Regions from separate parts of the Homo sapiens genome. Here regions 1, 2, 3 and 4 are each linked to region 5. The links are chromatin loops, found by intact Hi-C in ENCODE. Cell type or tissue: heart left ventricle. All regions are shown on one strand. Links, peaks and the distances in the headings refer to the core of each region. The heading gives the core; the rest is flanking DNA.

Region 1 (6,457 bases), core at 1,313-5,312, 190 kb before region 5:
CTCCGCCTCCCGGGTTCAAGTGATTCTCCTGCCTCAGCCTACTAAGTAGCTGGGATTACGGGAATGTGACACCACGCTCGGCTAGTTTTTGTTATTTTTAGTAGAGACCGGGTTTCACCATGTTGATGAAGCTGGTCTCAAACTCCTGACCTCGTGATCCTCCCACCTCAGCCTCCCAAAGTGCTGGGATTACAGGTGTGAGCCACTGTGCCCGGCCTCTTTTTTTTTTTTTTTTTTTTTTTGTAATTTTTATGTGCCAGACACTATTCCAGGTACTTTCAGAAAGGTGGTGATTTTTTTTTTTTTTTTTTTAAAGAGATGGAGTCTCGCTCTGTCTCCCAGGTTGGAGTGCAGTGGTGTGATCTCAGCTCACTACAAGCTCTGCCTCCCGGGTTCACGCCGTTCTCCTGCCTCAGCCTCCTGAGTAGCTGGGACTACAGGCACCCAAAAAGGTGGTGATTTTTCTCCCCATTTTGCGGATGAGGAAACTGATGAGATCTGAAACGATTTGCGCAATCTATCACAGCGAATAAGGTTGGGATGAGGATTTTAACCCAAGATCTGGCTTCAATGCCCATGCTTTTCTTAACTCCCTTGAAGCCTTAACACTCTCAACAAAGAGTTTACTTTCCTTTTTCCCCTCCTCATTTTCTTTTTTTTTTAAAATATTACTTATTTAATTTTTAATGGTCGAGTTTACTTTTCTTCTTATTTTACTTGTGTTTCTTCTAAAGGAGCTGTCTGGGCTAACTACTCCATTGGTTAGAATATGATGCCTTTGAGCCCAAAATCTTGTTTGATCTCAGAATAGGCCAAGTTAATATTTTACAAAGAAAAGCTGAGAATTAAATGGCATCACCATTAGCCTGCCATTGTCAGAAGAATATGAGATGAGCTAAGAGTATATCTGACTCAGAAAAACAACTCAAAAGCATGTCTTGTTGTTCTCAGATGGTCTGAGTTTTCAAAAGAAAAAAGATGATGAGTCAATCGTAGAAATAAATAGCCTAAATATCTCATAGATTAAGTCAATTAAGTAAAGATTCCCCTTATGTATTTGCCCTATTTTAATGTAGGTAATCAAGGTACTGAATTTTTTCTAGACAGGTTGTAGTATCAGCGCAGTGATGAAAGTAGTCTTCCTCTGCTGTGAATTAGGGCTAATATTAAATTTTGTGTGGTTGCTGAAGAAGTTTACTGTGCACTAGCTCTCTCTTCAAAAAAATTATTTAAGTTACATTAAATTTTATTTATTTATGTGTAGCTCCTAGATCTAAAAGGGAATAGTTTTTTCCCCTCACAATTTCAAGACTTCTCTTTTATTCTTCTTTTTTTCGAGACAGTTTCACTCTTGTCACTCAGGCTGGAGTACAATGGCACGATCTTGGCTCACTGCAGCCTCTACTTCCTGGGTTCAAATGATTCTCCTGCCTCAGCCTCCCGAGTTGCTGGGATTACAGGTGCCCGACACCACACCTGGCTAATTTTTGTATTATTAGTAGAAACAGGGTTTCGCCATGTTGGTCAGGCTGGTTTCAAACTCCTGACCTTGTGATCTGCTCACCTCGGCCTCCCAAAGTGCTGGTATCACAGGTGTGAGCCACCGCGCCTGGGCTTCATTACAATTTTTATTTTGTCTTCCTGATTTCTGGGGGATAAGAGGGGAACCAAAAAGATAGTTTATGAAGAACTTAACAGTTTCCACATTGCCATTTCTGTAAAATCAGGAAAAGAACAACAGATGTATTACAGACTAGTTAGGGAGAAAAGTGATCAAAAAACACTTGATATTTTTAAATTCGTGGAAACTTTGAGCTACATATTTTGCCTTCCGTTCATCTTTGTAACCATTTTTTTGTTTCAGGTTGAGTGTGATTCTTTCTTCCCAGCTGGAACTTTCAGCCTTGTCCCCGAGACCAAAAGCTCAATCAGTGTCACTCTGCAGAGAATGTTTTCAGTATACGAGTGTCCTCTCCTTGGCACTCAGTTGGGACAGTCAGCACTGCCCCTGCCCCAGAGCTAATTAACTGCATTGCTATCAGAGCTCTGAAGTGACAGAGGCAAAGGGCAGAGAATGGAACCAAGAGATCATTCAAAATGGGGTTCAAGCTGGGAGGCAGTGCCCGGCCCCCTTCTTTCACAGCTGGGGTTTTGGCAGCCTGTCCTCGGGTTGTTCAGCCTGGTGACCCTAGCCGCCTGTGATTTACTAACTGTTTTACAAATGTTTCCTCGCTCTGGGAGGTTTGATACACTCTTCATCCTCCTCAGCTCACCAGAGTCACTCAGTCTCTGAGCCAAACCTGCCTTTGTTTACAACTTTTCCGGAAATTTTCACAGAGGGAGAGAAACTCTCCCTCCTCTTTCAGTGTTTTATTTTTAAGTCAACACTTTTCTCAAGTTTATTTGTGCTAAACCAAATTCTCCTACAAGGTATTGCTCTGTATTCAAATGGGAATTGCTGCATTTCTATAAATAGAATGAAGGTCATGTGAACGAGTTCAGAAGATTCTAGATATCACATTTTACGGGACCTTTACATTTAGTTCACTATTTTTTGAAAATAATATTCTATGTTTGGATTTGTCTTTTTTTCCCACATTCATATTTGACTGCGCATTATGTGAAAAATTGAATTTGGGAAACATTGAGTGGAATATTTTTTAAGCTGAAATACCCATGTTAAAAATAACAAAATGTGTTGTTGCTTCATCATTGTAACTTTCTTAAAAACAGAATTTATAGCCCCTTTATTAAATATTTCTAGAATATAATTGCCTCTGAAAACACAGTACCAGGGTTTTTTTGTTTTCGTTTTTCTTTAAATCTCATTCCCATTAATTGCTCAGTCTTTACCTTGGCGGAGAATGAAAAACTGCCTTGGAACTTATTAATAAGCATTTAGAAAAACTCGACAAAAAATTAAAGAATTGGCCTGGCATGGTGGCTCATGTCTGTAATCCAAGCACTTTAGGAGGCTGAGGCACGCAGATCAGTTGAGGCCAGGAGTTCGAGACCAGCCTGGGCAACAGGGCAAAACACCTTCTCAACAAAAAATATAGAAATTAGCCTGGCGTGGCGGCACATACCTGTAGTCCCAGCTACTCAGGAGGCTGAAGTGGAAGGATCACCTGAGCCCAGAGAGGTTGAGGCTGCAGTGAGCCATGATTGTGCCAGAGTGAGACCTTGTCTCAAAAAAAATTAAAGAATGACAGGATAAAAATTTAGGGAGGCCGATTCCATCTGCAATCAAAAGCTAACTTTTGGTCCACACTAAGTAAGAAGTATTATTTTTCTCATTTCTACCTATGAAAAAAAGGTTGAAACTGAAAGAAAAAAAAAGGCATTATTTATTTTCCTCCTTTTCTGTCTTCTAGAGCCAGAACAGACAGAATATATCCTAAATTGGATACAGCCAGAGAATAGTTTACTGATAAAATATGTTTTAGGAAGGAAAACTGGTTACATTTCAGCATATACAGCTGGACTTCCTGGTGGGCCTCCCACATTGTCAACATCAGTACCATTTATTTGTTGACCAACAGAAGACCACCAGAATGAGGTATTTTCATTTCTGCATACTTCTAATTCTACAAGAAAGATAGCTGTTGAGAGAGCTAATATCAAGGAAATGGCAAACAAACACCTTAGGTGATCCTGTGTGACATTCAGGAACTATTGCAGACTTCCAGGACTCAAGACAGTCTCCTCAGCCATAATGTCATTGACCTTGACATACTCAGAACAAATTGGTCTGTGTGATTGCTACCACATGCTGTAGCGCCTCCTAACCCTGCCGTTGGTCTGGAGTGAAGCAGAGCAGGAGAAAGGGCTCCTCATCAGAGGATATGCTTCTTTTATGTTCCTTAGACTCTTGCCCAGCATGCTTTTCCCACTCTATTTAGTCTTAAAATGGCTAATTTAAAGTTTCTGAAGCTTTGTAGGAGCCGCAGAGTGTACCTAGTTTTGCCAGGCAAGGACTGAATAGGTGAATAGTCATTGTATTCTTAGGGTGTGAAACTGTTTCGGGAGCAAAAGATAAGGCAAACACAACCAAAAAGACAGCCCTTTTGCTTAGTTAGGAAGATAATTTATGTCCCCAAAGCTCTTTCAGTGATCTGTACCCATCAGACCAGTAGAATTTGAACTTTTTTCCCAACTGAAGAGTCAACTGAGATGAGTAATAAGCACACTCCTCACTTCTGGTTTTCTTTTACGTCTGTAGGTTTTTTTCATTTATATGGAGAACACAAGTCGTAGCCAGTGAAAGTTTGTATAGGCCCCTCTGTTTCTTGCACTCTAGTTATAGGCACTTGCTAAATGTTTCTTGAGTGGATGAATGAATAAGTGAATCCTGGACAGATTGAGATGTATGGGGTGAGTCATAATCCTGGCAAAACCCTAATTAAACACAGTGGAACCATTGCCTTATGCACAGGGCAACCTCAGGCATTCTGCGTTCATCGTGTCTGCAGTGTTCTCCAAATTCTGAAGCAGAGATGTCTAGATGCTTGTTTAGTGCGGAGGGTCACTTTCTTTATATTTTAAAATCAGTAAGGTCATACTTAACTTCGTTTGTACATATTAATATATCCATAAATGTTGGTAGTTCCTTTGGGTACTATGAGTGACTATAATATTAACTAAACTGCATTTTTAGATTAGAAAATTGTGAGGGGGGACCAAGCACAGTGGCTCACACCTGTAATCCCAGCACTTTGGGAGGCCAAGGCGGATGGATCACCCGAGGTCAGGAGTTCGAGACCAGCCTGATCAACGTGGTGAAACCCCCGTCTCTACTAAACTTACAGAAATTAGCCGGGCATGGTTGTGCACACCTGTAATCTCAGCTACTCGGGAGGCTGAAGCAGGAGAATCGCTTGAACCTGGGAGGCAGAGGTTGACGTGAGCCAAGATCTCGCCATTGCACTTCAGCCTGGGCAACAAGAGCGAAACTCTGTCTCAAAAAAAAAAAAAAAAAAAAAAAAAAAATTGTGAAGGGGGAATCCCCTATGAATGTACCAGTTTTTACTTTGATCCAATCAAGTTGTTTTGTATGGTTTGTTGTTTGTTTTTTGGTTTTTGGTGTTTTTTTTTTTAATTTGATTTCTACATGGATTCAAAATAATTTTGTTTGGAAAGAACAGATATGTCAGGGGAAGAAGTGACACGTAAGCTACAACAGAGTATATTTTTCAAGCACCTCTTTATTTGAAGATGCAATATTAGTATTTGTTCTTTCTTAGCACCTTTTCGAAGTTTTCTTCACATGAACTCTTGCAGTGTGCCAAGGATAGCAGAGATGTTTTTCAAACGTTTATTGGCTACACACATAAAAGAACAGAAATTCCTATTTTTCTTCTCTGTCCTTATATTACTATATCACCTGTTCTCCAGCCTATGGGTACAAGTGATTGACATCGTTTTCTTGTCGATAAGTATGATACTTATACATCTGTCTTGTTCTTCTTACTGTCTGTGTATTAATATTTCTAGATGAAGATATATATTAATTCATTTAATCTTCATTATAACTTTAGGATGCAGATACTGTTATTATTCTTTGATAGATGAGGAAACTAAGTTCAAGAAAGATCCCAAATGTGTCCAAGGTTACAAAGACAGTGAATGCATGACTAGATTCAAACCAAGATGCCCTGGCTCCTGAAGCTGTGCTCCTAATCACCAAGCTGTTTCCCATGGCATTCTATTCTGTGAAGGTATTATCATCTAGTTGATGGCTTCCCTATGGATGTTGTCTAACTTTTTTTGCATTTACAAACAAAACTGCAGTGAACATCTTTATACATATTTCCTTGTGCAGTGGTTAGCATCTTAGAAACTTGAATATATCTGCTTCTTAGCCTCCCACCCAAATTTCTATGTTGCTTTAGAATCCAGAGGAGAAAATCCGCCCTCTTACATGGCTCAAAGAAATATGCTCACAGAGTGCCCATTTTTCAGTTTTCTTAGAGTTGTGAGATTTAAACTAAGAGAAATAAGGTACATATATATTTGTGTGTTGCTTAGTGAGAAGTGGTGGGTAGGAATAATTTTTCTGTTTTTGCTGAGATCTTATTAGTAACATGGCTAAAAACATTGGCTTTGCAAAATTCTCAGTCAGATTCTTGCTTTTAAATAGAATTAGAGGGGAAAATTACTATTAGTCTTTTATATGGAAATAACAAAAAACTTAGGAGATAATGTTGATCACATACCCTTTTTTATTATATCTTAGTAACTTATTTAATATTTTAGAAAGTGGCTTATAAAAAATTTATTGATTTCTACTTAGTATTTCAAATCTAAATTCAGGATGGGAAGGTTTCATGAACTTTCCAGAGACTAGTAACTTCCTATTCCACTTTCCTGGGCTTGGTATTTTAGTTATTGTATTGTCTACTCATATATTTGACTTTTCACTGTGTTTCATTTTGTCTAAAGCGGGACTCTTCTCCTC
Region 2 (6,457 bases), core at 1,671-5,670, 59 kb before region 5:
TTGCACTTCAGCCTGGCAACAGAGTGAAACTCCGTCTCAAAAATAAAATAAAATAAAAATAAAAATAAACAAACGTTTAAAAAATCAATTTTAGAGGCAATTGGACTACAGAGTCAAGGAGACATTTACAAGTTAATATAATAAATGTAAATGTTTATGACATCATAGAATTGTAATGAGACTATATTGAGGGTTAGATAACAGGCAAGTATGTGGAGATGAGGGAGCAAATAGAAAATGAAGCAAAATTTTTTTTTTTTTAGACAGAGTCTCACTCTGTCACCCAGGCTGGAGAGTAGTGTAGTGTCACAGTCTTGGCTTACTGCAACCTCCGCCTCCCGGGTTCAAGACATTCTCCTGCCTCAGCCTCCCGAGTAGCTGGGATTACAGGCATGTACCACCAAACCCCACTAATTTTTGTATTTTTGGTAGAGATGGGGTTTCACCATGTTGGCCAGGCAGGTCTCGAACTTCTGGCCTCAAGTGGTCCAGCTGCCTCAGCCTCCCAAAGTGGTGGAATTACAGGCATGAGCCACTGCGCCCTGCCCAAGATCTGACTGAATAACACAAAGGTGACATCCAGTTCAAGGAACTTAGTGGTAGGTGTGACTTTAAGGTTTGCAATGGTTGATCAGACACTGTTGGTGTAAATTGGTGCACCCTTTTTGGAAGGCAGTTTGGTAGTAACCATTATACATTAATAGTTTATTCTTTTTCACCCAGCAATTTATTTTCTAGGAATTTATTCCACAAAAATATAGGTAAAATTATTAAGGTATAGACAAAAGCACTGTTGTAACGGCAAAGGAAAAAAAATGAAATAATTTAATTATTGGTCTGCAGAGAGAGTAACAATAAATTTTAGTATGCACATATCGTGGAATAACCTATAGCTTTAAAAAAAAAACCTTAATAACATTTTTAAGTTTTAAAAAAGCAGGTGAAAAACAATGTGTATAATATGATCCTATAGAGAAAGAAAAAACTAGTAGAAGCATAAAGCTCCATTAACAGTGCTTGTCTCTGGGGAAGTAAACAACAAAAACAAACAGGGAATTCTCACTCTGTTTTGTGGTTTTATATAGTTAAAATAGTTTACAATTACCATTGTCAGTTAATTCAGACTGCTATAACAGAATACCATAGACTAGGTGGCTTAAACAACAGGAAGTTTATTTCTCACAGTTCTGGAAGCCAAAGTCCAAGATCAAAGTGCCAGCAAGCCTGGGCACAGTGGCTCACACCTGTAATCCCAACGCTTTGTGAGGCCGAGGCTGGCGGATCACTTGAGCCCAGGAGTTCAAGACCAGCCTGGCAACATGGCGAAACTCCGTCTCTACAAAAAATATAAAATTAGCCAGGTGTGGTGGTGTGCGCCTGTAGTCCCAGCTACTCAGGAGGCTGAAGTGGGAGGATCACCTGAGCCAGGGGTGGTCAAGGCTGCAGTGAGCCCTGATTGTGCTGCTGCACTCCAGCCTGGATGACAGAGTGAGATCCTGTCTCAAAAAACAAGACAACAAAAACAAAATGCCAGCACATCTGGTGTGTGCTGAGGACCCACTCCCTGGTTTACAGGTAGCCATCGTCTTTCTGTGCCTTCACATGGCAGAGCATGAAGACGCAGGCTCTTTTTTTTTTTTTTTTTTTTTTGAGACGGAGTCTTGCTCTGTCGCCCAGGCTGGAGTGCAGTGGTGCAATCTCAGCTCACCGCAACCTCCGCCTCCTGGGTTCAAGCAATTCTCCTGCCTCAGCCTCCCGAATAGCTGGGACTACAGGTGCCCACCACCACGCCCGGCTAGTTTTTTGTATTTTTAGTAGAGATGGGGTTTCACCATGTTGGCCAGGCTGGTCTTGAACTCCTGACCTCAGGTGATCAGCCCGCCTCGGCCTCCCAAAGTGCTGGGATTACAGGCGCCTGGCCAAAGCAGGCTCTTTTTCTAAGGGCACCGATCCTATCATGAGTACTCCACCCTTGTGACCAAATGTGCCCCACCGCCAAATACCAAAACATCAGGGGTTAGGGTTAATATAAACTTTGGGAGGACACAAACATCCAGGCCATGTTATTATTATTATTATTATTTTTTTTTTTTTTTGAGACGGAGTCTCGCTCTGTCGCCCAGGCCGGAGTGCAGTGGCGCGATCTCGGCTCACTGCAAGCTCCGCCTCCCGAGTTCACGCCATTCTCCTGCCTCAGCCCCCCAAGTAACTGGGACTACAGGCGCCCGCCACCACGCCCGGCTAATTTTTTGTATTTTTTAGTAGAGACGGGGTTTCACCGTGTTAGCCAGGATGGTCTCGATCTCCTGATCTTGTGATCCACCGGCCTCGGCCTCCCAAAGTGCTGGGATTACAGGCGTGAGCCACCATGCCCGGCCTATGTTGTTATTTTTCTAATCAGAAATAATAGTAAAGACTTTTGAAGAGAACAGAAGTGAGAGGGCAGGAATGGTGACTGACTATGGAATAGCTCCGGGTGAGGGTGAGGAGGAGGAAAAGGGGTTCCATCCTACGTTCGTCCTCGGCGCTCACCTCCTCCAAGCTTACCTGCAGGGCTTTGCTGCACTTATCCATGAAGACCGCAAGACGCCGCTTACCTGCTCAGTCTTCGAGCAGCTGTCCCTGATTATGAAGTTCAGAGTGGCTGTTTAACGAGCATTTAGTGAGAATTTCCTTTTAGCAGACACTGTTAGGCGCTAGAAATATAAAAATGAAGAAGACACCGTCCCTGCCCTAACAGAACTTATTGTTGAGGGGGAGAAATTGCCAAGTAAACCAATGTTGCAGTACAGAATTTAGTCTAGATGCCCGGAGGTCTCTTCTGAGTTGAAAAGCCTTCAATTCACTGAAGATGGTCTCTGAAATTTCTAGTTCTTTTCATAGGCTGAGAGAAGGGCTAAGAGTAGGTTTTTTATTTCTTCGTTTCTTCCTACCTTCCTTCCCTTCCCTTTTCTCTCCACCTCTTCTCTCCCCTCCCTCCCTCCCTCCCTCCCTTCCTTTCTTTCTCTCTTGAGACCTGGTCTTGCTCTGTCACCCAGGCTGGAGTAGTACAGTGGCGCAATCACGGCTCACTGCAGCCTCAAACTCCTGGCCTTAAGTGATCCTCTGGCCTCAGCCTCCCAAAGCACTGGGATTACAGGCATGAGCCACCATGCCCAGCCAGTAGTTTCTCACTTTCCCAAGTGTTCACTTTGAATTGGCCTGGGCCCCCAAATGCAGGCCTTCATTCCCTGGGCAGCAGGACATTCTTCTCAGTGGAAGGTTTTATGAAAGAGGTCAGCATGTGCCTCTGCGGCCAGTGGACTAAGTCCATGATGAAGCTGAGACTCACATTCCCACGCTATAGACTCCATAGCTTCTCAGACCTCCACAGCCACAGGCCCCCAGGAGTCCCCCTGCCCATCTGGCTATTCCTCAGAAACACACACCAGTGAGCACACAGGGGACACCTGAAGTGCACAGAGGACTCCGGCAGCAATGGCCAGGGAATGAGGAGACCCGAGTTCTAATCCCAGCACTATCACTGTACTCCATAGCATGACTGGGAACAAGTAACTTTCTTTCCCTGGGCTTCAGTTTCCTCATTTGCAGAATCAGCCAATGGTGGTGAATGGTCTCTGCCAGCGTTGACATCCTGTAATCATTGTCATTGTGTGACAGTTCTGCCATCTCTCTACTAGGTCAGGTGAAACCACCTCCCAAAGGGCCTCTCTGGGCGGTGAGTGTGCACTAGCACAGTGCCAGGGGAGCTGTTGAACAAATGCAACTCCTTGTTGAAAACTACTATAGGTGCTTTCCGTAGGGGTGAGAAAAGCATATAAGACCATGTCCTGCGTTCTGGGAGCTTCCAATTTTCCCAGAAAGGTCAGAGAAATACACATGAAACAGATGAAACAGTAGCAGCCCTAGAAGCCTCAGCACACAGGGGTAGGGGATGGAGAAGATGGGGGCTAGAGTGGGAGGGGGGCTTTTTGGCTGGACAGTTGCCAAAGGTTCCTGCTGATCTTCAGAGTTTTTCCTTTCACAAAGCATGTGACAAGTGCTTTGCCTTGTTTCATTCTGGGACGTTCTGTTCTCTGGATCTGTTTCTGACAGGATATGATCACTGGAGCTTCCAAAATTTCTTTGGGAGTGGGGAGAGGGTTGGCAAGCAGCCAGATGCCCCTGTCGCTTTATTTGGCACAGGAGGAGGTCACCAGGTTCAAGCCCAGAACTAGTTCAAAACTTTAGCCTCAAGGAAAAGGTCCAGGCCAGGCACAGTGGCTCATGCCTGTAATCTCAGCACTTTGGGAGGCTGAAGTGGGAGGATCACTTGAGCATAGGAGTTCAAGACCCCCCTGGACAACAGGGTGAGACCCCATCTCTATTTTTAAGTTTTTATTTTTAATTTCTTTTAAATGGAAGGAAAAAAAGAAAAAGGTTCAAATAATATAATCCTTCCTACATCCCACTCCTAGCAGTGTGGGAAAGTGAAAGGAGAATTCTTGTGACGAGAACTCATGAACACAGAACAAATTTGTGTCACTCCAGTCGAGCGTGGCTTCTCAGTGTGTACTCAGCACGTGGCAGGTGTGATTGTTGGCCTGAGGTGATGACCTGCCTGAATCCTCAGCCCATCACCAGGGCTGGCAAGAGCTTTATCTGCCCATAACTGAGCCCATGATGGGCTCGAGTGGTATGCTTTTTTGGGGTTTGTACCAAACCGGCCTTTTTCCCTGTTTCATCCTGTGCTGGTCTGTCTCTTTTGCATGTTTGGGCTAATCTTCTCCATATGCGTGTCTGGTTTGGCATGTGGGTCTCGACCTCCCATGAGCAGGGCGAGGCTGCCTCAGACAAGTGCAGAGAGTTGCCACCCAGCCCGCCGGGCTCTGGAGCTGGGCCACGGGCTCCTCTCTCTGGAAAGGCTCTGCAGAGAGACACCTGGATGGCTTCTCTTCTATGTTTCGGGGACATGAGAAGAAGGCATTCTTAGAACAGATACTGCCTGGTGACCCACCTAAAACAGTCTTACTAGGACAGCAGGCTTAAGGTATGCCCAGCGCTCAGACACCTAGTCATCCAGGCCCTGAACATCCTGCTCTGACTACAGCGTCCCCTCCCCTCCCTCCACCATCCGAGAGGTCAGCTTCCTTCACCATGGGAGCCCCTGCTTGCCATGTTTGTGAGGGGCAAACACTTCACTGGTTGGTAGGGCTTATGGCTCCATATTGAAAGGAGGGAAACAATTTGACAGCAAGAAAAGAATCTCCTAAAGAGACTGTTGCAGTTTTACAGAGTTCTTTCCAACTGATTGCCTCTGCTAATCTCTATACTACCCTGTGACATAGGAATTATTATCCCCATCTTTTATTATTATTTTTTTTTATTTTTTGAGATAGAGTCTTGCTCTGTCACCCAGGCTGGAGTGCAATGGCATGATCTCGGCTCATAGCAGCCTCCACCTCCCAGGTTCAAGCCATTCTCCTGCCTCAGCTTCCTGAATAGCTGGGATTATAGGCGTCTGCCACCACGCCTGGCTAATTTTTGTATTTTTAGGAGAGACGGGGTTTCACCATGTTAGCCAGGCTGGTCTCAAACTCCTGACCTCAGGTGATCTGCCCGCCTTGGCCTCCCAAAGTGCTGGGATTATAGGCGTGAGCCATGGCACCCGGCCTATCCCCATCTTAAAAAGGAGGCAGCTAAGGCTCAGAGAAGTCATATTACAAGTCTAGGGCAGAGCGGGGACTATATTCTGGCTTCCTGACTCTGAGTTCAGTAACCTTTCTAGAATACTGCCCTCCCTAAACCTACACTGCTGCAGCCTGGAGGTTCCACAAGCCCTTTCTCATAGACCCCAGCAAGGTGCTTTCTCCCTGGACCCCACTCACACCTATTTCTGGACCTTTATTGGCAGGTGGGTCAGAGAGGACACCTGTGTGATCAGAGAAACAAAGTCTGGTGAGAGGAGCAAGTGCAGTTATGCACAGGGAGCAGCTGGTCCCTCAGACCTTGCCAGCCACTTCTGCGGTGGTTGTCGGTCTTGGAAAAGCTCCATCTTCAGAGGGGTTTGTGCCCAGCAGCTGATCTCTGCCTGTAATCTTCAGAGGGCACCAGTTCTTACCAGACAATAGCTGTCTATGACCTCAAGCCAGGCCTAGGACAAAGTGGAGACGTCCTGTGAGGCAGGCAGGCCTCTGTCTCAGCATCACCAATAGCTCACCCTCCTGTCCACTCACATTGTGGCGCCCCCGACCCTTGCCAATCCCGTGCAAACCACGCAATGTCTGCCAGCGCTCACTGCCTTCCTGAGCCCAACAGCCCCTTTCTTGCCCACTAAACTAGCACTAGAGCTTTATCAAGTTCTTGAAACTTTCTTTTTTTTTCTTTTTTTTTTTTTGAGACAGAGTCTCGCTCTGTCGCCTAGGCTGGAGTGCAGTGGTGCGATCTCGGCTCACTGCAACCTCTGCCTCCCAGGTTC
Region 3 (6,457 bases), core at 898-4,897, 670 kb before region 5:
GAGCCCTGAGCTTGCTTTCCCACAGCTAGATGGTCCCATGTGTGGGTGATGGGAAACAGTGACAGATCATCAGACATTAGATTCTCATAAGGAGCACACAATCTAGACACTTCACATGCGCGGTTCACGTTAGGGTTCGCGCGCCTATGATAATCTAATGCTGCTGCTGACCTGACAAGAGGCAGAGCTTAGGCAGTAATGTGCGCGATGGAGAGCAGCTGTAAATACAGTTGAAGCTTCGCTTTTGCTTGCCTGCTTCTCACCTCCTGCTGTGAGGCCTGGTTTGTAACCAGTACCTGGCCCAGGGATTGGGGGACCCCTCAACTAGAATATACCCTTAAAATTTTACTATACTTTTTTTTTTCCAGTTTTTTTTTCAGGCAACCCTCAGAACCAGAAGGGGTTCATACAGCTGCCTACTGTACTTTGTCTCACATCCATCTTATTCATTGCATTTCAGAGGAAATGCAAACATCAACATGCTTTCCCCTAACTACTTTTGCATGCATATAATTAACTAGAGTTCAATATTTGGTTAGTTTTTAAATTTTTTTAGACAGAGTCTTGCTCTGTTGCCCAGGCTGGAGGGCAGTGATGCTATCTTTGCTCACTGCAGCCTCTACCTCATGGGTTCAGTTGATTCTCATGCCTCAGCCTCCTGAGTAGTTGGGATTACTGGCACATGCCACCATGCCTGGCGAATTTTTGTGATCTTTTAAATTTTAGCTATTTTGGTAGGTGATACCTTGAGGATTCATTTAGCATTACCATTTCCCTGATGACTAATAATGTGGAGTACTTTTTCATGTTTCTTGGCCATTTATATATATTTTAGCAATTATTTGTATAATTTTTTTGCCCATTAAAAAATTTAGTTGTAGGCTGGGTGCTGTGGCTCACGCCTGTAATCTCAGCACTTTGGGAGGCCGAGGTGGGCAGATCACGAGGCCAGGAGATCGAGACCATCCTGGCTAACATGGTGAAACGCAGTCTCTACTAAAAATACAAAAAAATTAGCCAGGCATGGTGACAGGTGCCTGTAGTCCCAGCTACTTGGGAGGCTGAAGCAGGAGAATGGCGTGATCCCAGGAAGCGGAGTTTGCAGTGAGCCAAGATCGCGCCATTGCACTCCAGCCTGGGCGACAGAGCGAGGCTCTGTCTCAAAAAAAACAAAAACAAACAAACAAAAAAACTTAGTTGTAGAAGCCATTGGAGGATTTTTGAATAGAGGTAATATCACTTTTAAAAATAAGAAAGGTATGTGAAGAGCAGATTTGGGTGGAAAGGTAGTGAGTTTGGTTTTAAATGTGTGAACCATAGACTGTTGCTGGTCCATAAACTGGTGATAGCGAATCGTTTGTTATTGGCAGCAAAAAGGTAAAGTGCAGAAAATGAGAGTAAGCCTTTCAAAACCTATAGTATTCGCCAGTGCACACTATCCAAACATATGTATATAGTTTACAGAAGTATCATTTGTGCCAACTTTTAGAAAAATCAAAAAATAATTCGTCTTTTATGACAAACAGTTTGAAAAACACTATCATCAAGACATCCAGTTGGAGAAGGAGTTTTTGATGAGTATGTTTAGACATGCAATCATGTATTATTTTATTTCACACAAATAACATTTCTGTGATTATTAACATTCATTTTAGCATTATACATTCTTTGTAGTCATGAGAATAAGATACAGAATTTTCAAGGAGGAGATTTGAATTGCAGGATGAGGAGTTGAACTTATTCTTTCAGCCATAATAATTTGGACTCGTTGAGAATCTTTTGGTAACATACATTCCAAAAGCTGTCTGTAATATTGATTTTGTGGTTGCAGTGGGATGAATAGCAGGAGAAAAGAAAAGGTTATAAGGCTAGTTAGGAGTGAATTTCAACACTGTCTAAATGTTAGATGTTGAGAGCCTGAACTAAGTTTGTTGTTGTGAGAGGATTACCAAAAACCATGGTAAGTGGTTAGACGTTTAGAAGAGAAGAAAGTTAAAGATGTTTCCAGAGTCTTGACCTGGGGACCAGTGCTGCTTAGTATGAAAGATGGCATCATTTTAGCAGAAATAGAATTTGATTATTAGACTTACACTATGTTAAAAATCATGTAAAGCAAAAATTGTATAGCATATTGTCTTATAAGTAATAAAGGGTTCTCACTTAAAGTTTCAGTGGTAAAAGTCTTCTGATATTTTCGCATACTTTTTGCTATCTGTTTAAATGGCAACTTAGTTTTCTTTTCTTTTCTTTTCTTTTTGAGACATAGTCTTGCTCTGTCACCCAGGCTGGAGTGCAGTGGTGCAATCACGGCTTCGCTTCCTGGGCTCAAGCGATTCCCTCACCTCAGCCTCCCGAGTAGCTGGGACCACAGGTGTGCACCACCATGCCCAACTGATTTTTGTATATATATATTTTTTTGTAGAGATGGGGTTTTGCCATCTTGCCCAGTCTGATCTTGAACTCTTGAGCTCAAGTGATCCTCCTGCCTTGGCCTCCCACAGTGCTGGGATTACAGGCATGAGCCACTGCGCCCAGCGTCTTATCTTCTTTTGAAATGCTTATTTTTTTCTTAAAAAATGGAGAATATATTTATTACATCACCTAAAATATGGCAGTTGTATTGTGTGAAACAGTATACAGTTGGCCCTGGATATCCATGGATTCTGAATACGTGCATTCAGTCAATATGGATAGAAAATATTTGGGAAAAAAGTAAAAAATAATTCAACAATAAAAAATAACACAAATAAAAATGACAGTATAGCTATTTACATAGCACATTGTATTAGGTATTGTAAGTAATTTAGAGATGATTTAAAGTATATAGGAGGATGTGCATAGGTTTTATATGCATAGGTTATGTGCAGATACCATGCCATTTTATAAAAGGGACTTAAGCATTGGAGGTTTTGGTGTCCACAGGGATTCTGGAACCAACCCCATGTGAATACAGAGAGATGACTGTATTTTCTTTTCAAAAGTTAGTATTTGTAGTGTTTTCTTGGAGCTGTGTATATGCGGTACTTCAATGACCTAACACTAGGTGTCGCTACCACATTGAGCTAAGAAAAGTGCGGCTGCTCCTTGAAAGGAAATTTTTGCCCTAAAGCTTTTTGTGTAGTTTTTATACACTAAAAGCTTTAGAGCAAATATGCAAGGGCATTCTTGAGGTAAATGCCAATTAGTCTACTATTTATTAGAGGTTGGGTGCCAATAGACCTTGCCATGTTAAGATTGTTAGCCAGGAAACAGTTTTTATGGGTTTCATTTGGGAGTAATATAAAGTTAGTGATTTGGGTACACTGGCAAGCAGAGAGAGGTTGAATATGGATGAAGTCCAGTGAAAAAAATTGCCTTTGTTGAGAATAGGACCTTATTTTGTTTGGTGCATTCTCTTCTTCCTGGAAAGAGAATAGGTGGATCCTTAGACTGTAGATACAGTGGGAGGACATTGGTTGTTATGGATGAATAAAAGCAGAAATGAAGAGTAATACTGAAGTAATTTCTGGAATTTAACCATATTGGTGGATTAAAATATCTTTTCCTGTAGTATGTTTCTTAAAGTATCACTCCAGAGAACTCTTGCATCTGAAACTTAATTTTTCCCTGTGTGCGAATAGTGGCGTGACTCTTGTTGATTTGACATAGGCAGTAGACATTACTGTGAGTTTGAAATTTATCATTGTAAGTTGGACTCTTTCTTACTTGAGATCTTTTTGATGATTTTCTACTCTAAAACAATATATTATTTGGACCTAAGCTGATTTATAAGTCTGTGGAATGCAATTTTTTTCTGATAAATGTTATTGAATATACATACAGTAAAATGCACAAATCTGAAGTGTACAGACTGAAAATATATATATATATAACCTTCTAACCATCATCCTGGATTAAGATCTAGAATATTTCCAGTACCTCAAAAGAATCCCTTGTGCCACTTCCTTGGCAGTACTACCCTCTTTCCACCTCCAAGTAACCATTATTCTGCTATTCTGACTTCTATCACCATAGATTCTTTTTTTCTATTCTTGAATGTCTAAGAAATATGGTCATAGATTTAAAAGGTATGCTCTTATGTTCTGGCTTGTCTCTTAACATTATGACTGTAAGATTTGTTTTTATGCTATTGTGTGTAACATTAATTTTGCTGTGTTGTATCTATCATATGAATACAATAAATTTTGAAAAATCCATTATATGACTGATAGACATTTTTGTTCCCAGTTTTTGAGTATTATTAATAAAGTTGCTCTGAAAATTCTTATATATGGTAATTTTTCATGGATGTAAACAAAAAATGGTAATTTTTGGTGTACGTAAACACTCATTTGTCTTGGGTGTTGACCTAGGCGTAGATTTATTGTGTCATAGGATAAGTACATGTTTACCTTCAGTAGGTACTGCCAAATAGTTTTCAAAAGTGTTTTTGCCAACTTTGTACTCTCACCAGAATTATGTGGAAGTTCTGTTTGTCCTGCATCCTCAGCAGCACTTGGTATTGTCAGTCTTTTTGATTTTGGCCATTCTGTTGCGGATGTGTTGATATCTTCTGTGAGGTTTTAAAAATGCTTTTTAGGGGGCTGGGTGCGGTGGCTCATGCCTGTAATCCCAGCACTTGGGGAGGCTGAGGTGGGTAGATCACGACGTCAAGAGATCAAGACCATCCTGGCCAACATGGTGAAACCCCGTCTCTATTAAAAATACAAAAAGTAGGCAGGCATGGTGGTGGGCACCTGTAGTCCCAGCTATTTTGGAGGCTGAGGCAGGAGAATCACTTGAACCTGGGAGGTGGAGGTTGCAGTGAGCCGAGATTGCGCCACTGCACTCCAGCCTGGTGACAGAGCGAGACTCTGTCTCAAAAAAAAAAAAAAAAATGCTTTTTAGGCTGGGCACAGTGGCTCATGCCTGTAATCCTGGCACTTTGGGAGGAGGTGGGAGGATCCTTTGAGATTAGAAGTTTGAGACCACCCTGGGCAACATAGACCCTGTCTTGACCAAAAATGTGGCATGTGCCTGTGGTTCCAGCAACTCAGGAGGTTGAGGGGAGAGGATCACTTGAGTCTAGGAGATCAAGGCTGTGGTGAGCTATGATCACGTTACTGCCCTCCAGCCTGGGCGACACAGGACACAGCAAGACCCTATTTCAAAAAATGCTTTTTATTTTGCAATAAATTTCAAACTTCCAGAAAATTTTATAATGTATATAAGGTATTCCTGTTACTCATTGTGGAGATTCACCAATTACGGATTTTGCCTTATTTGCTTTGTCATTCTTTCAGTCTCTGTATCTATGCATATATTTTCTGAACCATAATTTCCATAAATTATTATTATTATTTTTGAGATGGAGTCTTGCTCTGTTGCCCAGGCTGGAGTGCAGTGGCGTGATTTCGCCCACTGCAACCTCTGCCTCCCGAGTTCAAGCAATTCTTCTGCCTCAGCCTCCTGAGTAGCTGGGACTACAGGCATGCACCACCATGCCAAGGTAATTTTTTGTATTTTTAGTAGAGACGGGGTTTTGGCATGTTGGCCAGGCTCTTCTCAAACTCCTGGCCTCAAGTGATCCAGCCGCCTCGGCCTCCCAAAGTGCTAGGATTACAGACATGAGCCATTCATTGTGCCTTGCCTGTTTTCATAAATTATTTAGTATAATTTCCTACAAATAAATATATAGCCATAGCACTGTCATCAAGCCCAGGACATTTAAATTTGATGCAGTAGTATTGTGGAAACTATTGTTCATATTCAAATTTCATCCATTGTCCCAATAGTCTACTTTATAGCTATTGTTACTTTTTCACTTTCTTTCTTTTTTTTTTTTTTTTTTTTTTTTTGAGATGAAGTCTCGCTCTGTTGCCCAGGCTGGAGTGCAGTGGTGCGATCTCGGCTCATTGCAACCTCTGCCTCCCAGGTTCAAGTGATTCTCCTGCCTCAGCCTTCTGAGTAGCTAGGACTACAGGCACCCGCCACCATGCCTGGCCAATTTTTTTTGTATTTTTAGTAGAGACGGGGTTTCACCATATTGGCCAGGCTGGTCTTGAACTCCTGATCTTGTGATCCACCTGCCTTGGCCTCCCAAAGTGCTGAGATTACAGGCGTGAGCCACCGTGCCCGGCCTACTTTTTCACTTTCTTAAAATTTTCTTTTGATGAAAAAAATCTGGTTCCGATTTTTTATCTTTTACTCTATTATTATTTTTGTATCTTTGTTTACTCTAAGGACATGCAAATATTCTTCTAGGCTGGGTGTGGTGGCTCATGACTGTAATCCCAGCACTTTGAGAGGCCAAGGCAGGCGGGCCCCTTGAGGTCAGGAGTTCAAGACTAGCCTGGCCAACATGGTGAAACAGTTCGCTACTGAAAATACAAAAATTAGCTGGGCATGATGGTGTGTGCCTGTAATCCCAGCTGCTTGGGTAGCTGAGGCGTGGGAATTGCTTGAACCCGGGAGGCAC
Region 4 (6,457 bases), core at 1,534-5,533, 390 kb before region 5:
GGTGAAACCCCGTCTCTACTAAAGAGACAAAAAAAATTAGCTGGGTGTGGTGGTGTGCACCTGTAATCCCAGCTACTCAGGAGGCTGAGGCAGGAGAATCACCTGAACCCGCGAGCTGAATGTTGCAGTGAGCTGAATGTTGCAGTGAGCCATTGCACTCCAGCCTGGGCGACAGGGTGAGACTGTGTCTCAAAAAAAAAAAAAAAAAAGAAAAAGAAAAAGAAATGTGATGTCTTAGGCTTTGTTCTTTTGGCTTAGGATTGCTTTGGCTATTTGGGCTCTTTTTTGATTCCACATGAATTTTAGAATAGTTTTTTCTAATTCTGTGAAAAGATGACATTAGTAATTTGGTAGGAATAGTATTGAATCTTTAGATTACTTTGGGTGATAATGGACATTTTAACAATATTGATTCTTCCAATCCATGGGCATGGAATGCTTTTCCATTTGCTGGTGTCATGTGTGATTTCTTTCAGCAGTGTTTTGTAGTTGTCCTTGTAGAGGTCTTTCACCTTCTTGCTTAGACGTATTTCTAGGTATTTTATGGATTTTTTTGTGGCTTTTCTTAAAGGGATTGCGTTCTTTATTTGGTTTTCAGCTTGAATATTATTGTTGTCTAGAAATGCTACTGATTTTTGTATCCTGAAACTTTACTGAAGTAATTTATCAGGTTAAGGAGTCTTTAGAGTTTTCTAGGTATAGAATCATATTGTTGGTAAAGAGAGATAATTTGACTTTCTCTTTTCCCATTTAATGCCTTTTATTTATTTCTGTTACCTAATCACTTCAGCTATGACTTATAGTAGTACTATGTTGAATAGGAGTGGTGAGAGTAGACATCTTTGTCTTGTTCCAGTTCTTGAGGAGGAATACTTCCAGCTTCTGCCCATTCAGTATGATGTTGGCTATGAGTTTGTTGTAGATGACTCTTACTATTTTGAGTCTACTTTTATTTTTGATGCTACTGATTACTAAGTTAAAACTTTCTTGGTGAGGAAATTGGAGGACCTGGAATCAGACTTCCTGGTGGTAGAATCTATCTTCCATGATTTCCTAACTCTGTAATCTTAGACAAATTATTTATTCTATCTGTACCTCACTTTTCTTTCTGTAAAATTGGAATAATAATATTACCAATCTTATAGAGTAACTATGAGAATCAGAGCCCTTTAAATAGTGTTTGGCACATATCAAATATTCAGTAGAGGATTACTGTAGTTTCTATCATTAGTATCATTATTGATACTGCTGTTAATGTGAGAGTCTATAGAACTGATTCATTTTTCGTATTTTGGTACAGTACCTGTTATCCAGAAAACAGAATAAATGAGTAATTCACTAAATAATGAGTAAATTAAATATAATAATTGTGAACTTATTCTTTAAAGGCTTTTAGAACAATACTAGGCTCAATGTTGATAAGCTCAGTTGCTACATTGCTACACCAATGCAAAACCAAAAGTGATGGTAGTATTATCATTTTAATTGGTTTTTGCTCATTTTAATTGTATACATCAGGAAATATGGTTTTATAAATCAGTACACCTATTCTTGAGCCTTTGCCATTTCTTAATTTTGCAAATTAGTTTTCCATTTTAGGTTCAAAAATATAGAGTTCACTGTGTCATGGGACTTAGAAGGAATTTGTTTTCTTCCTGCAATTTCCATTGAGTTAACAAACAGATCTTGGATTCACTTCTGCAGTTCTCTAGAGTTCCTGCAAGTGTCTCCTTTCCTATTAACTTGTTCGTCCTCAGAGGGGTCATCTTTGAGTCACAGCTTTTGGCATCTGAATTCTAGATTCTGCTTTTTCTAAATGGAAGTAGTTGATGAGACTCGGAGACCTTTGTACAAAGCCTCTCATTTCTTGGACTTGGAGCCTCCATATTTCAGTAAAGTGCTTTTACAAAACTGGAAGTATCACTTTTCTTTTTAGCATCTGTATGAGGCATTCCTTTTACCACTCAAAGACTCTGTTTATAGCTTTCATTTGATGGTTTATTGTAATTTTAACTTACGTTGATCAGTAGTTTTCTTGATACAGACCACATCACAATTGTAAATACAAAGCAACCACACATTTCAGCCTTATATAGTTTCACCTACTTAAGAGAATCAATGATAATGTGATGTTTCTTGACTTTTCTTTCCACATCACTGTTTACTTGTGGATTGAAGTTTCCATGTGCATGTTTTAATTTTTGCCAAGAAAAATCAATCAAGTGCACTGTAGCTCTGCTTTAGATTTTATGCCTCATATGACATAGAGTATATAAATAGTATAAACATGTTAAATGGAGAAAAATCTTGTGGGGGGATATCTTAGTTTAGTACCTGGATTTTTATTGATTATGTGTACTTTATTGTTTTAGCTCAAATGCAGTTTTGTTTTTCATTTGTTATTTTCAGATTTAAAGTTTTCCTGGTGAATTTGTTTTCTCAAATTCTTTTATCACCTTTTTTAAAAAAAAATGTTGCTATAGCACTCTGCTAGTTTTAACATTTACTATTTTCTCAAGACAGAGCAGATGAGTTTGTTAGGGAAAGTGGATAGAAAAGAGTGACCTCATAATACCTTCCTGAAAACAAGATGCTTTCATTTCAGAATCATTAATGGAAGAAGCTATTAAATGAAGATTGTACAGTTGTTGTTTTTAAATAGGTTTTTAAAGAGAAGTTTTAGGTTCTCAGTAAAATTGAGAGAAAGGTATAGATAACGTAGTTTTGGGGGGAAATAAAATTGCCAGTGGGATATATTTTAAAGGAAACCTGATATTATATTGCCTCTAAATTATACTTTAAAATTTAGTGCTATGAAAATTAATTTAAAAATATTTTAAACCTAAATAAACTCTATGTAGATATTTTATATTTTTGTGTATTTCATTTTGGATATAACACATTTCTTTTCTCTGTAAGTTTTGCCTTTAAATAAATGCCAGATGATGTAGTTATCCCTTGAAACTAATCCAGAATTTCTTCTTTGCTTTTTACTGCTTGTGGAAATATTTTTTCTTTTCTATGTATTTTTTACATGGGCAAATCATAAACTCCAGATTTCAAAATAGTTTTATTTTTAAATGGTTAATGAGACATGCCTCTAGAGGGCAATATTTTCTCATTGTAATCAAGGCAACCCTGGCATGAACCTGAGGTACTAGGGATGTTAATGTCTTATCAGATCTTAAATAGCCTTTCTTCCTTTTTATTATGTTTTCTGTGATTTATTCTTCAACGTCTTCTTAGAGAATTCAACTTTGGAAATATATTACTATCAATTAATATCCTTTCTGAGTACTACATGCAGATCCAGTTCCTCTGAGTGAATACCATTGAATGAATAGAGGCAAATTTTTTAGTTATATCATTTGAGTATGTGGGGTCATTATGCTAAATGTTTTTTTATTCTCTATGTGTTGCTATTCAGGGACTTGTTATCTGTATACTTTATAATATCAGAGTGATTAAACTTCATTTTTGAGGCATTGAGGCATTATAAGGGCTAATAGTTATCTACTCTTTTCTATTAACATTGATTGGACACTTACTGTTGTTGTTTACCCTTTAAATATAATTTTTATTTTTTATCAAAGAAATACATGCATTTATTATAAAAGTCAAAAATATAATTTTATAGTGAAAGGAGGCACTTTTTGGCCTATCCTCCCCACTCTCGGGTGTCATTCCCCAGAGGCCTCTTCTTTTAACTCTTCTGTTTTTTTCTCAGTTGGTTTTTTTTGGGCCCTTTCCTGGAAATCCTATTACTTGAATAATGTATCTTCTACATTGAGCCCCTAATCTTCTTGTCTATTTTCTATCTTTTTTTTAACTTTATGAGAATTTCCCCAACGTATGTTTCAGTCTTCTTGTTGCATTTTTATTTCTGCAATCTTTTTAATATGATTTTCTTTGAATTTTTTTTATTATCACACCCTTTTCTTATTTTATGTGTAATATTTTTCTCTCTTTAAGAGATCGTTATAAATTTTGAAGCTTTTTTGTGCTCCTTTTATTATGCCCTCCCCTCCCCTCCCCTCCCCTCCCCTCCCCTTCCCTTCCCTTCTTTTTCTTTCCTTTTTTTTCTTTCCTTTCTTGTCTCCCTTTCTTTGCCTTTTTAAATCGAGACAAGGTTTTGCCATTTTGCACAATCTGGTCTCGATCTCCTGGTCTCAAGCAATCTGCCTGCCTCAGCCTCCCAAAATGCTGGGGATTACAGGTGTGAGCCACCAAGCCCATCTGGAGCAGTGATTTTCAACCCTTGACTGTCCATTATACTTAAGCTAGATAGATTTGAAAAATACTGAGGCCTAGACTCCATCAGACTGATTGAACCAAAACACTGACCTCAGTGATGGGGAATCCTTGATGGATCATTGGCTGATTATTTTTATTTTTACATTCTATTATTTAATAATTCATTTTTATTTTATTCATTTTTATTCAGCTAATCAACAAATCAATACTAAGGAACTGATTGGAAGCTTTTTGAATGTGGGAAGGGCATACCGCCTTATAGGTATCAGTGGTCTATCAGGTAGGAATGCCATTTTATTATCATACCTCAAATAGTCACTATCCGTAGGTCTTTTCATGTACGCTGGTCAGTTTTCCCACAAAGAAATTCTTCTATCCTCTGTTCAGGGTGGGGTTGGGGTAATAAAGAGTTTCTGGCAATAAACTTAGAAGTTAGTTTTCAAGGAGTTGAAGGAGTTAACATTATTTTTGTCTAGTGATTAGAATAACAAAAAGAGGATTTGGAGAACCTGTTTGCATTTGATTATTGTCTTACTTCCCTAGTTAGGAGGACAGTTAAGTAAGAAATTCTGGTCTGGTTCCACTGAAATAAAAATATTTCTATGGAAATCTGGAGATGGAATTTTTAGTTGCTGAAGTGAATGAATGTAAAAACTACTTATTCAGATAAAGAAGTGCAAATGGGTAGAACAACAAATTTTGGGAAAAGAAGTGAATGTTCATTTCCTTATGTACTTATCAAAAGGAAGATCTGAAATGTTTTTTTTTTTTAATTTGGAGAAAAATTGGAGAGGGAGAAGAGAGTGAGTAGGCTTCTTAGGATTTGTAGTAGCCAGAGTTTGAATGATTGACCCATATGAACAGATTTAGAAATTATCAGACTTGAGAATAACAGACATGAATAGTCTTGAGGTTGAAATCTGAGCAGGAACTAGAAATCTGCTAGTTGATAGTTGTAAACTACAAAAGGACAACAAGACAGGGATCAGGGCTATACCAGGATTATGCACAGAAGTAGAAATTTTGATGGTTCTTACCATGATGAGGTAAATGATATTTTGAATTTGGAGGAGGATGAGAAAAGGAAAAGGATTTAAGGTTCATTGAAAGAGTTATTAACATTGGATGATGTGTTTTTGCAGGTGAGAATATTGAAGCTAGAATGAGGCACAAGAGGGAAATTACTATTTCAGAATGGACCAAGGTGGAATTAACATGGGCACTGTTGTTGTTGGCTTCAGAAGAAATAGAGCATTCCATTTTCTGTGTTAAGAGCCATCTCTAGTAAGGAATGCTTAATTAATGTTCAATAATATTTCACTCTGGTCTAGTTTTGGAGCAGATTGAAATGTGTCTATATTTGATAAAACCATAGATGAGGGAAAAAATACCATGACAGTACTCATAAATGAATATAGTTTTCCGGCAGTGCTCCAGCTGATTAGGAAAGTGTTTCGGCTTGACAGGGAATTACAGGGAAAGAAGAGTCATTATTTCTCAACTGGGGATGGTCGTGGTATCACTCCTCTTTGTGGTTCTTACTGTCAAGGATCTTTTGTAAAAGTAGGTTTTACGTACGTAGGTAAAGTCATAGGCATACTTTTGGAAAAGTAAATTTAGAAGAGAAGGGCTTGAACTATTAGTATTCGTGTGGTGTGCTTAGTTTGATTTTTTTCTTTTTCTTTTTTTTTGGTAAACTGTTCCACAAATTGTTGATAATTTAGGCAGCTAAATGGAGTATTGGTTTCCTGTTTTCATCTTGAGGAAAATATGTAAGCATATTTTGATAGATATTTAAATGTTTTAAAACTGGAAATAAAGTATATGTGAATAGAAAAGGTTTTATCTGCCCTGTTGTCAAAAATGCTGATTTGGCCCTTTCGTACTGTACTCCCATCTTTGTATGGTTGTTACAATCTGTTGCTCTTTCCCATCTGAAGGAAATGCATCTTTGACACTTCTCATGACCTGCGTCATGATGCTGAAATAGAGCCAGAAAATATCCTTAACAGTCATGGGTAAAAAGAAGGAAGGCGTCCGTGGGTTGGGGCGGGAGAATAGGGGACTGTGAGGAGAAGAGAGTCTTTGCTCTTTCAGTTTACATCATTTTGATTTTTAGGAAAGTTACTTACATTTTGTGGCTATACTTTTTTTTTTTTTAGGAAAAAATTTCTTTTTTTTCTTTTTTTTTTCTTTTATTATT
Region 5 (6,457 bases), core at 2,268-6,267:
AAGAAAGAATCCTTCCCAAGCTCCGGTGGAAGCCAAGCTGGTGAGGGCCTGGATGGCAGAGACACCTGCTGGGGAGGGAGGCTGGAGAGGGACCCTGTAGTCCTGTGGATCATCACAATGACTAATCCGATTGCAGCAATAATAGTAACTCACATTTGCTGACTGGAAGCGTTAAGCACTTTGTGATGCACTCTACATGCATTATTTAATTTCATTCTTAGAACCAGGCCATGACACAGACATCGTTAACCTCATGTTCGGGAACCTGAGGCACAAAGATTCGAGTAACTTTCCCAAAGTCTCCCAGGTAGCAGGTGGCCAGGGGGTGTGCTCTTAACCACTTCCCTAAACGCCTCCACCAACATGGGCAGACACTGCCCCTCTGCCTTCTCGGGTTCTCTTGAGGCTGGGGGCTGGACTGGCCAGGGGAAACATCCTCATCCTCCTGCTCACTGCTGGAAGCAGGCAGAGCTGTGGGTGCAGGGTCAGACTGGACCCTAAGGTCTCATCCTACTCCCACCAGTCAGCGTGGGTGGAGAAATGCAGCCAGGGCCCAGTCACAGTGCTCTGCCAATCCCTTCAGTGGGCAGCATCAATGCTCATGTACAGAGCCGTGGACGCTGCTCCTTTTGTGGTGACGGAAGTGCCAGAGCTGCCCAAAGGGTGAACCAGGGGCCCCAGGCAGCCTCTTCCTAAACACAAACAGAGCACTGTCCTCCCTGGCCCCTCTCAGGTCCCTGAGACTAGGGCTCAATGCCCCCACTTCCGAAGCCAGAGGAGCTTTTCGCAGGGCCTTTGATTGGCCAGACGTCCAGGTTGGAAGAGACCCAGAGAACACCAAGCCCAAAGCAGGATTTCCTTACTGTTTTTTTTTGTTTTTGTTTTTTGTTTTTTTTTTTTTTTTTGAGATGCCAGGCTGGAGTGTAGTGGCACAATCATAGCCCACTGCAGCCTGGAACACCTGGGCTCAAGGGATCTTCCTGCCTCAGCCTCCTGAGTAGCTGGGATTACAGGCACGTGCTACCACACCTGGCTAATCTTTTAATTTTTGGACACGGTTTTGCTGTATTGCCCAAGATGGTCTTGAACTCTTGGCTTCAAGTGATCCCCTTGCCTTGGCTTCCCAAAGTGTGGGATTACAGGTGTGAGCCACTGCACCTGGCCCGACTTCACCTCCGACCTACTGCTGGGGCCCCTGGTTTGGCCTCTCCAGCTTTCCCTGCGTCTCACACAGGCCCTGTGCCCTCCGCATTTCACCCCTCCCGGGGAGTCTGCTGCCCGTCAACTCACAGCCTGGCAAAGGGGCCACAACACTGCACTGTGGGTGGAGGTGCATGGGCCCATGCTGCACGGCCCAGCTCAGGAGTAGGACAAGGTGTGGGCAGCCATGCCCTTGCCTCCTCACAGACAAAGAGTGACCCCACCCCACCCCATCTCCCTGGGCACACGCTCCCAAGTGACCAGGGTTGCTTCTCTCTAAAAAGGCCAGTCCCCTCTTTCTGCCCCCTCTGACACCTCTGAGTTTGGATGGGCTCCATATGGAGTGGGGCAGCATGAGGATCCAGCTTGCTTTTTTTTCACCCTGAGAACAGTAGTGCCAAGGATCCGGCTGTCTCATCCTTCACTTGTTTCATGAGAGCGGAGGCACCTTTCCTTCAGTTGCTACTCATTCATCATCCCCCTACCCCTGGGGGCTGTCCATCCTGGCCCAAGGCATAGAGGGGCAGCTGCGGGTAACAGGCCCATTTCCAATATGAGCCAACAGGGAATGGCTCTCCAGCATGGGCATGGGGGCCGGTCTTAGTGATGCCGGAGCTGCCAGCACCCTGTGGCCCGCACCAGCACCCGTTCTTTCTTGGGGGATGGGGGTGGGAGGTGAAGAACCAGAGCTAGTGGTTGCTTCGTCTTCCTTGGTTTTGCTCTCTGCAATGTGGGTATATAGCTCCCACCACCCAGGGGACCACATCCCTGGAGAGTGCAAGGTCACAATGAGGTGACTGGGTCTAGCCACTTGCCTGGAAGCCACTCCTCCTCTCCTGCCCTACTTTGGGGCCTGGAGAACAAGCTCTTTTAAAGCTTCTCCCACTGACCAGAATCTCCACACCTCTAAGGGGGGAGGTGGCTGGGGACACTTCCCTCATTTCCTGCCACAGAGCCCCCAGCACTCTCTTTCGGGCCCTGGCAGGTTCCTGATGGACTTCCCCAACAGGTCCACCTCAACCGCAGGACAGCTGCTCAGACCTGGAGGTCTTGGGAGTGGGGGAGGAGGGCAGCAGCCAGGAGTTGGGCCACTGAGTCAGAAGGTCCAAGGGCATCCCTGAAAACTGCAGTCTGTTTCCCTGTCCTCCTCCAGCAACCCACCTGCATGGGGTCCCATCTGGCACTGCATGGGCCGTAGGTCCCCAGCCCTCCCACTTCCTAAAACTGTTCTTCATGTTGAACCTGTGACTCCTCTCCCCCTCCCCCACTCTGAACGGGGTCTTGGCCCCCTCTGTCACAGCAGATCCATCTCTGGGACCCCCAAGACAGATTGGTCCCCAGCCCCTACACATGCATGTCACTGTCCTCCTTGACTGCAAACTCCCCCTCCTCACGGTGTGCCCCTGCGCCTCCTGACACCTCTCCACCTGCTTGCAGAGATCAGTGTACTTCTCAATCGTTGTCCATATCTTTTCCAAAAAGATTCCTCAATGCTTTTCTTTTCAAAAGGGAAAAAAAAAGGAAAAAAAAAACAATGCCAACAGCCCAGCGTCCGTGAGCAACCCAACAGTAACAAAGCATGCGTTCGGGATGGAGGAAGGTAAGGCCACACGTTTCCATTTGCCGCTTGCTCGTAGGGCTGGGCGGCCGGGATGACTTGGAGGGGGGAATCTGAGCAGCCCTCCTCCCCTCCACTTCCCACACACACCCCTGCCTGCAGGGGGAGGAGCAGAAGGGGTCTGAGAGGAGGCGTGGAGAAAAGCGCCCACAAAGCTGCCCCGGGGCCAGCAGGCCCCCGATTCTTTCAGTTAGTCTGTGTTGAAGAATGGGCCCCCACCTCCCCTTACCACATCATTCATTCATTCATTCATTCATTCATTCATTCATTCATTCATGCTAGAAATGTTTAGGGCACCCATGATTTTCCAGGCCACTAGGGATACAGAGTTAAGGCACAGAACCCCCCCGAGGGGGTCTCCCCTAGATGAGACACATGGGACGATGAGGGGGCCTGGGCTAGGAGTCAGCACAGCGCAGGGTAGGGTCTGGCAGGCTCTGCTCGGGGGACAGGACGGGCTCACAGAGGAGTGGACACTCGTGCTAAGCTTTGGAAGATGAGTAGGTGTTCTGGGGCTTTGTAGAGCAAGTTACATGAACACAGGCCCAGAGGCCTAGAACCACCTGGATGGGTCCAAACACCACACAGCTTCATCACTTTTGTGTCTCAGACATAATAACGGGTATCACTAGTGAGGGGTTGGCGGCAGGTCATGGAGGGCCATTTCACAGTGCTGGGGAGTTCAGACCTTGCCCTGGGAACTGTTAGGAGTGGCTGAAGGCTTTTACGCAGAGGAAAAGCAAGATGAGGGCTGTGCTGTACATAGCCCACTCTGGCTTTGGCACAGGGTGGGTGACCTGGAGTCAGGAGACTGAGGCGCACAGGGCAGGCTTAGCCAGGGCAGAGGCAGAGGAGGGAGAAGTTCAGCAGAGCCTTGGTTACCTTACCCTGGGATGCGGGGGCGAGGGAGAACGCTGCCCCCATCCTTCTTACCCGGGTCTAACTGGCAAAGGGAAAATGCGAGCAAGGCGCTCAGGTTGTCCCTGGCCCCCAAGAACAGGACATTCATCTTGTAAGCCCCTGGGTGGCTTTCCCTGCACTGTGGTGTGATGGGCTGGGGTGCATCCACGAAGACTCATTGGTGGGACCACCGAGGCTGCTGGGGTATTTGCTGGGGGCCTATGCCAAGGGACGGTGGGGGTGCCATGCCTGGGCCCGGGCTCCCGTTTCCTGGCTTCCTTGGCAGTGTGGATGTGGAGGCATTTTGCATCAAGGCCGTTAAAGCTGCCCCTGAGCTGTAAAAAGGGGCCAGCCTTCCCCATCCTGGTGGCCCTGCCTGCTCCTTCCTCGGGGGCTTTCTTCCTTAGGCCTGGCGGCCCGATCCTAAGGAAGCCCCTGCTTTTCTTGCGCCTGCCGGTGCTCTTCTCCCGCCCGCCTGGCCCTGCTGTCAGCGCCCCCTAGTGCCGGGCCGGCCGCGCATGAGGGCGGTGGGACAGATCGCCCACAACTCCTCGGCTTGCTTTTGGGGAAATAAGGCAACAGAGGGGTCTCTTGGAGTCTGGAGCTTCCATGTAAAATCCCCAGGGTCTACTCTTGGCTTTACCACCCTCTCCATCTCATGGCACGATGGCCTGTCCCCCCAGATTAGGGTGATACTGAAGGAGGAGCAGGAGAAAAAGATCCTATCTGCCTTGTTTTCTATCCATATCCAGATAGCTCTTGACTTTCCCAGGCAGCCAATGTCCCCTGGAGGTCAGGGACCATAGTCAGGCCCTCGGTCCCTGTCCACAGTCCCATCCCCCTACTTTCCCCAATTTGCCAAGAAGCCCTGGTGTCCCAGTGAACTGTCCCACCGAGACCCCGGCGACAGACTCGGCTGATGGATCCCAAGGGCCCCTCCCCTCCCCAGGCCCAGGTGCCCGCCTCCTCCCCACTCCACTCTGTGGCTGCTGCAGGCCTGCAGGGAGTCGGGGTCAGTGGTTCGTTGCTGGCTGGCTGGTGTTGGCCAGCCCAGGAGTGAAGGCCATGACCCCTTCATTCCCTAACCAGAGCCGGCTGTACTGCGCGTGTGGTGGCAGGGGGCCTGGGAGCGGTTGCAGGATGAAGACCAAGGTCTCAAGCCAGACCAGACGAGTGCAACGTTTTTGCACATCTTGCTGTTTCAAGTGACTGCTTTGAGGTCCTGCACTCCTGGGTGGACAGGCCAGACTCCTTCAGTCACAGGCAGGCATCCCTTGGAGAAGGAAAGGTTGCAGGTCTACATATCTTGGCTTGGGGCAGGCTCCAGAGACTGCCCGGTGTGTGTGTGCCCATATGTCAGAGCCCCCGGGGGAGACTGAAAGGGAATCGGAACTGACCACCTTCAAAAAGCCAAGAAGTAATTGGTTCTTCCTTGCACTCAGCAAGCAGGGAATTCCATTCCCAACCCACCTACCCCAGGACCTGACTTGGGTCAAGAGATGGTAGGACAATTGAGCGGCCCACAGCTGAATTAGATGGATCAAGCTGCCATATCTGAGGTGGCAACATGGATGTGCAGGGCCAGGGAGGCAGAGGAGGAGGAGGGCGGGACTCCCTGCCTGCCCTTCAGGTTGATGCTGAGGGGCCTCCAGGAGACTTGGGGCCTAAGAGGAAAGGAGAAAGGAGGCACTTCAGGCAGACAGGGACCCTCTCTTCATTGGAGCAGGCCCCTCTCAAACCAGGCATCCCCTCCCAGGGAAACAGGACACTTGGCAGGAGGTGCCAAAGATGAGCCAAGACCTGGCCAGCAGATGGACTGTGTGGGTGAGCATGAGTGAATGAGTGAGTGGCAAAGCCAGGCAGAAGCTCTAGGCACAGGCAGGGCAGGAGAGAGGTGGGGACAGATCAGGCAGGGATGCTGCAAGCCCTCCCGTGTCCTAGCTTCTCCCCGCCTGCCTCCCCTGTAGAGCCGGGACAGAAGGCACTGTGGAGTTGGGGGCATGCTGGCTGAGCATGAGTGTGTGCAGGCGTGGGTACGGGCTCATGAAGAGCTGTGTAGTCCACACACATCGTCAGGGTGGCCGTGCTTCGGGCCTAAAGGGCTTCCCGCAGCAGGGAGACGGTGCTCTCACACCAGAGTCTGCCAGCCAGGGGGCTTTCCCTCCCCTGGCTGAGCCTTCCTGTGACCTGAGCTGCCCCCTGCCCATCCAGGGAGCAGGCGGGGATCCCCCTGCGGAAGGACACAAGTGAACCCAGAATGGTGCCTCAAGGCAGGCAGCCTGGCCCAGATGGTGCCCCCACTCCCCAGACCCAACTCTAACCAGGCCTGGCCCTCTCCTGTGTCTTGCAGAACTTCAGCGAGAGGGAAGCATCGAGACTCTGAGTAACAGCTCAGGCTCCACCAGCGGCAGCATACCAAGAAACTTTGATGGCTACCGATCTCCGCTGCCCACCAATGAGAGCCAGCCCCTCAGCCTCTTCCCGACTGGCTTCCCGTAGGTACCAGCAACCTGCTTCTGACTGGCCAGCCCCCTCCCCTGCTGGAGGAGGGGAGAAGCCCCGCTCTGGTCCTACCCTTCAGTCTCTGCTCTTCCTTCATCAACCACCTTCCCCAAGCTTAGTGACAGCAGCCGCCCATCCTACCTGGATGGAGAAGAGACCCTTCTCCAAGCACCTCAGCGCACTTGCCCTCTGCCACACCTGTCGGTGGAGGCTGTGGCCAGGAGAGACTGTAGAAGC

The links. Hi-C counts contacts between places; a loop is a spot of excess contacts. Peaks named below come from ENCODE experiments on the same cell type or tissue, not always from the same donor. Only the 100,000 strongest peaks of a DNase experiment are listed, where the experiment ranks them.
Region 1: it touches region 5 in a loop (2.0-fold over the local background); 11 of 110 quality-filtered maps call a loop at or near these places.
Region 2: a loop joins it to region 5, with 2.2 times the contacts of the local background. A loop is called at or near these places in 9 of 110 quality-filtered maps.
Region 3: a loop joins it to region 5, with 4 times the contacts of the local background. A loop is called at or near these places in 64 of 110 quality-filtered maps.
Region 4: a loop joins it to region 5, with 10 times the contacts of the local background. A loop is called at or near these places in 95 of 110 quality-filtered maps.

Annotation. Positions count from the first base shown.
Region 1 is chr17:61,201,841-61,208,297 of GRCh38, forward strand. All of the region lies in intron 22 of BCAS3 (BCAS3 microtubule associated cell migration factor), which reads left to right. Among named protein-coding and RNA genes, the nearest start is that of BCAS3-AS1, 69 kb to the left of the region's middle. In heart left ventricle, for the core only: no CTCF peak of the experiment used is centred there; no DNase peak of the experiment used is centred there; H3K27ac peaks cover 2,559 bases.
Region 2 is chr17:61,327,263-61,333,719 of GRCh38, forward strand. The region is part of intron 22 of BCAS3 (BCAS3 microtubule associated cell migration factor); the gene reads left to right. Among named protein-coding and RNA genes, the nearest start is that of TBX2-AS1, 69 kb to the right of the region's middle. In heart left ventricle, for the core only: no CTCF peak of the experiment used is centred there; a DNase peak (open chromatin) is centred at 4,147; H3K27ac peaks cover 1,689 bases.
Region 3 is chr17:60,717,900-60,724,356 of GRCh38, forward strand. All of the region lies in intron 5 of BCAS3 (BCAS3 microtubule associated cell migration factor), which reads left to right. Among named protein-coding and RNA genes, the nearest start is that of BCAS3, 43 kb to the left of the region's middle. In heart left ventricle, for the core only: a CTCF peak has its summit at 3,041 (motif pointing right); no DNase peak of the experiment used is centred there.
Region 4 is chr17:60,999,356-61,005,812 of GRCh38, forward strand. The region is part of intron 15 of BCAS3 (BCAS3 microtubule associated cell migration factor); the gene reads left to right. Among named protein-coding and RNA genes, the nearest start is that of BCAS3-AS1, 130 kb to the right of the region's middle. In heart left ventricle, for the core only: CTCF peaks have their summits at 1,700 and 3,102 (motif pointing right); no DNase peak of the experiment used is centred there; H3K27ac peaks cover 1,195 bases.
Region 5 is chr17:61,385,909-61,392,365 of GRCh38, forward strand. It overlaps BCAS3 (BCAS3 microtubule associated cell migration factor), which reads left to right. Exons shown (of 24, transcript NM_017679.5): 24 at 6,069-6,457. The coding sequence ends at 6,217. Among named protein-coding and RNA genes, the nearest start is that of TBX2-AS1, 10 kb to the right of the region's middle. In heart left ventricle, for the core only: a CTCF peak has its summit at 4,225 (motif pointing left); DNase peaks (open chromatin) are centred at 4,193 and 4,610; H3K4me3 peaks cover 278 bases; H3K27ac peaks cover 1,284 bases.